Linked DNA regions of Homo sapiens: region 2 is linked to region 1. The links are chromatin loops, found by intact Hi-C in ENCODE. Cell type or tissue: IMR-90. All regions are shown on one strand.

Evidence for each region. Peaks named below come from ENCODE experiments on the same cell type or tissue, not always from the same donor. Only the 100,000 strongest peaks of a DNase experiment are listed, where the experiment ranks them.
Region 2: a loop joins it to region 1, with 7 times the contacts of the local background. A loop is called at or near these places in 2 of 110 quality-filtered maps.

What each region holds. Positions count from the first base shown.
Region 1 is chr6:169,617,491-169,619,990 of GRCh38, forward strand. All of the region lies in intron 21 of WDR27 (WD repeat domain 27), which reads right to left. Among named protein-coding and RNA genes, the nearest start is that of WDR27, 83 kb to the right of the region's middle. RefSeq lists enhancers at 1-64, 1,444-2,088, 2,089-2,500. In IMR-90, no CTCF peak of the experiment used is centred here; a DNase peak (open chromatin) is centred at 1,291; H3K27ac peaks cover 451 bases.
Region 2 is chr6:169,535,703-169,538,202 of GRCh38, forward strand. All of the region lies in intron 25 of WDR27 (WD repeat domain 27), which reads right to left. Among named protein-coding and RNA genes, the nearest start is that of LINC02519, 150 kb to the left of the region's middle. In IMR-90, no CTCF peak of the experiment used is centred here; DNase peaks (open chromatin) are centred at 939 and 1,259; H3K27ac peaks cover 437 bases.

The DNA of each region.
Region 1 (2,500 bases):
TCAGCCTCCCAAGTGGTTAGGATTACAAGGTCATGCCACCACACCCGGCTAATTTTTGTATTTTTAGTAAAGACCGGGTTTCACCATGTTGGCCAGTCTGGTTTTGAACTCCTGACCTCAGGTGATCCACCCACCTCTGCCTCCCAAAGTGCTGGGATTACAGGCCTGAGCCACTGTGCCCAGCCGCCCAACCCTAATCTTATTATGCAAATGGACTTTCTACTTGGCCAGCGCCATCTTGCCTGCTCCTTACTGTACACATGGCTGGCAGAAAAGAAAAGATGGAGCCACCATTTTGAACATGCCTATTCCCAGGTAGCCTTTCCTATTGGCACAACTGCCAGTATTCGCGTTTACAAGCTTCCAACTTGTTTGTCTAACTCTGCAGCTCGATTTTACAGCCTGCTCTTCGTTAGAAAAGAAAATGATTTGGGGGCTGTTCTTCATTAAAAGGAAAACCTTAGGGAGGATTCCCATACCTTCATTATCTGCCTAAGTAATTTCTTCTTAACTCCTGTATCATTGCTTCTGAATGGGTACTAGGGAAAGACCCATACCAAATTCAGCAGTGGTTATCAGAGAAGAAGAAAAGGGAGGGATGTGGGTAGGGTTTTCTCTGCATCAATAATCATTTCATTTCCTTTTTAAAAATACAGCAAGATCTAAAACTAATAAAGCAAAATAACATAAGTGACTATTCCTGAAATCTAGAATCATATGTAATAAAATTATTTCATTAAAAAAGCTGTTTAAACTTTTACACATTGTTTTTAATTAAAATTAGCTGTCTAGTATTATGTATTTATATCACAAAATAGTACATATTTTATTCAGAGGCAGGCAAAGAGTAGTATCCTATCAAGTTTTAAAAATATATAAAGTATCTACACCTGCTAGGACTTTAAGGATATCAATAAATCATAAAACACGTATGCATTTTCATTTTTTAAATGAGCCATTTAATAATATAACACATAAAATAGGAAAATATGACCATCACTTTTTGATGCATCTGGCACTCTTGTTAATACAATACTAAAATGAATTTAAAATTCCATTTGTCCAACAGAATTAAGATAACTATAGGAGTAATTCTCAGAAGAGATCATGTTAATGGTGGTGCACTTGGATGACTGCAAAAAAAAAAAAAAAAAAAAAACATTATTGATGCATGACTAATGTGGCTGAGGTGGTTACTAAGCTTAGAAGAAATTAGAAATGCCCTGTTTTATATGTTACTGGAAATACAGCATTTGGGCCAATGATAATTTCTGCTTCTCCTGTATTTGGACTTGTAGGATGACAGTTTGTGAGTAGCAGCCCCCACATGGCTATGGTTAGTTTGATGTACATTGTGCAACTGAACAAAAATGTAAGATAAGTTTTTTTAAAAAAGCTATTAAAAAATAGTGTAAACCTCTGTAACCTTACACTCTTTCCCTTTCATTCCATCAAATACCATTCAGATGTTTATTTTCAGGAAGTAAAACCCGTAATTTTCCCATAAAAAACCTCAGAACTATTTTTCTTAATATAACACCTCTCATCCAAGAGTACACCACAATGATTCACAAAATATTACAATCCCTACTGAAAGACCACATAGATTTGACAGGATTCAGGCTACTGTATAGTCATTGCTCAAGCTGTTGAAAAATGTAGACATTTTAAGCAGTTTCCTAAAGCAAAGACACTAAACCTCTTAACAAAAAGCTAAGATTTTAAAAGAGAGGAACTCTCCTTGAATTGGGAAATTAGACGGTCACCATGTCATTCCAGGAACAAAGCGAGGCACATCTACACAACAATGGCTCTTCACAAGGCCAACTTGTAAAAACAGTCTTCACCACAGCACTTGGAATGAAATATCCTATGCGCCTCTTGTCGACAGAAAGAGTAAAACTCTGTAAAATATTGGAAGAAATTTATTCTGGGCCAAATATGAGTGACCACGGCCCGTGACACAGCCCTCAGGAGGTCCTCAGAACATGTGCCCAAAGTGGTCAGGTGCAGCTTGGTTTTATACATTTTAGGGACGCATGAGACATCAATCAAAGACATTTCAGAAATACACTGGTTTCCCACCTGGGAAAGGCAGGAAAACTCAAAGTGGGGGCTTCCAGGCTCTAGGTAAAAGTAAACATTTTCTGGTTGACAATTGGTTGAGTTTCTCTGAAGACCTGGGATCAATAGAAAGGAAATGTTCAGTTTAAGATAAAAGACTGTGGAGACCAAGGTTCTTTTGAAGCCTCATTAGTGGCTGCCCTTGGAGACAACAGGTGACAAATGTTTCCTGTTCAGATCTTTAAAAGGTGCTAGACTCTTAATCTGTTTAGGATTGGGAGGGCCTGGAAGAAAGAGATCTAGCCATGTTAATAGAGATTCTTCACAGATGCATGACTAATGTGACTGAACTGGTTTTCCCACACAAAGGACAGCTTTGCAGGGCCATTTCGACATATGGCAAAGACACATGTTTTGGAGTGAAATATTTTTATTT
Region 2 (2,500 bases), 82 kb before region 1:
GGAAAGCTCCACTTTCATAAAGTATGTGGACCACAGAACTTGGTAAGTCAGACAAGAGCAACAAAGGAGGTTCAAGATGAAGGTTAGAGAGTACAGGTTTCTCACCAGATCTGTACACACTGTAAATGATAAACAAGAGCAATTATTGTTTAGCTCTGACACCCAGTGTATTCACTTCAGAGTAATGTTTCCAGCAGAAAATACCAGGGCCAATCCACTGTTCCAGACTTTGTCTCCATTAAATCCAATACTGTTCCCACATACTTTAATTTAAAGGAATTAAAACCAATAACTACACACAAGGCTGAGAGATCACTTTACAGAAGCAAATCCAGAAGTTGCCAGCATGCCTGTAAGATTTCATTTCTGGAAAGCATTAAATTATCCTCTGTGCCAACAGAAAAAAATAGGCTCAAAAGGAATAAAAATGAAGTACTGGGCTAATAGTTCAAAAAAGCATAAGGTTTTCTGCGGTTTATAACTTGAGGACTTTTTCCTTTTAAGATTCCCTTCAGGTAGAGCTTTCAAAAATACAATCATAAGCCTTATATAAGGACCACATCTGATATGAGCCTTGCATAACAGCAAGGACACCCCACTTTCCTCAAGTTCAGTCCATGTGCATCACCAGAGCTACACTTTCACTCCACCAGCTACAGTGAAGTCATTAAATATTTGCAAGGCCACATTTTCCAAATTAGGTCCATTATTTTTATGAACCTCAATTCTAACAAATGCTGTAATAATCCTAAGTTTATTTCTAGATGTCTGAATCTCCCACTTAAAGTGCAGAACTAATGAAACTGGTCTTATTCTGACACGGATTGCTTATAAATGAAACAAAAAAACTACAAAAGAAAACCATGGCTCTGCCAACCCTTGCACAAATGTGTGATCATGCTCACTCACACAACAAATATTCACCAAATGCTCTTTAAGCCAAGAAGTTTTCTAGGCTCTGGGATTAGGCAGCTGGGCTCACAAAAGTGATCAGATGTTAAGTCAGACACAAACCAGAAATCTCACCTAGGACCCAGCTTTTCCAATCATTAGAGGGATACAGCCACCAAGAGGCACAAGAAAAGCAGGAAGAGGTTAAGACATCGTGTGTGGGTCTCCAGGTCTTCCCTTCCCTCTTAGTCTCTGGGTAAGGTACGTGGTTTAGTTCACATAGGGACAGGGATGTAGGTTATGAAACATCTCCATTTAATACTTCAAATAGCTGTCTGGTTCTCTACAGAGCCATGACTCATGGATCCATAGACCACAAATTTATTTACCATGCAATCCTAACCCAGAGAAATCCTGCTAAAACCAGAACATAGATAAGGGCTCTTTTCATAGCAAACATCATGACTCTATTTACCAGGAGGCCTATTATCCTCATATAACAGAGACGCGTGTAGGTCACCTGTCTTCTTTCTTTTTCTTCAAGTGCCCCTTGGTATTCCTAGTGGTTGAGAGGGAGGAATCGCAGGCCAGCTGCCTCCCAGACATTATACAATACAGGCAAGATCTCTCTTCTTACGTAGCTTATGCTCTTCAGGGAGGAGCATCCAATAAGGAAATATATGAATAGACAAGACAATTTTAGAGATTTGTGTGCTGTGATGAACATAGAATAGGGTGATGTGATAGGGAATGAGTAAGAGGGCTGCTTTAAATTGGGTGGTCAGAGAAGGACTCTCTGAAGGTATGATTTAGGACCTGAGATCTGAAAGACAAGAAGTCATTCATAAGAAAATCTCTGCAAAACCATCCTAGTCAGGAAGAATAGCACATGCCAAACTCCCAAAGTGGAAGAGCTTGGTGTAAAATAGAAATGATTGAGAAGCAGAAAAATTGCCTACAATGTTGGAGAGTATCAGATGGGGGAGAGTGGATGGAGGGTGGAATGTGAGCAAGGACCAGATGATGGGAGGTCACTGATGTGATGGGCGTGGGCTTCGATCTTATTCTGGGTAGAATGAACCACCATGGGGGTAGTGCCAGAAGAATCACTTGATCTGACCTGTGTCTTAGGCCATCTGGCTGTGGGTGTAGAAGAGGCAGTAATGGACATGGGGGGAAGCCAGAGTATTCTGAAGCAGCCCAGCTGTTAAGAGACGGTGGTCTGGACAAAAGCCGGGGGAAATGGCAAGAAATAGAAGGGTTTGGGTTATGTATTAAAGTAATGACCAGGAGTGTGAAAATCATATCTCAATAAAGTTGTTTAAAAATATATGGCCAAGAGTCCCTGATTTTTGTAGATATCACTATATATTGAAGCATTTACAGACAAAATGATGGGATGCCAAAGATTTTCTTCAAAATAAATTGGGTGTGTATGTGTGGTGGGGGTGGGGAGAGATGGAGCAAGATAAGCCGTGAGCTGACAACTGGGGCAGCTAGGCTAGCCACAGTTGGGTGTGTGGAAATTATATTAACATTGAATATATGTTTAAAATTTCCATAATAAAGTGTTCAAATTTGAACATTAAGTCTGGCAGGATCCTGATGG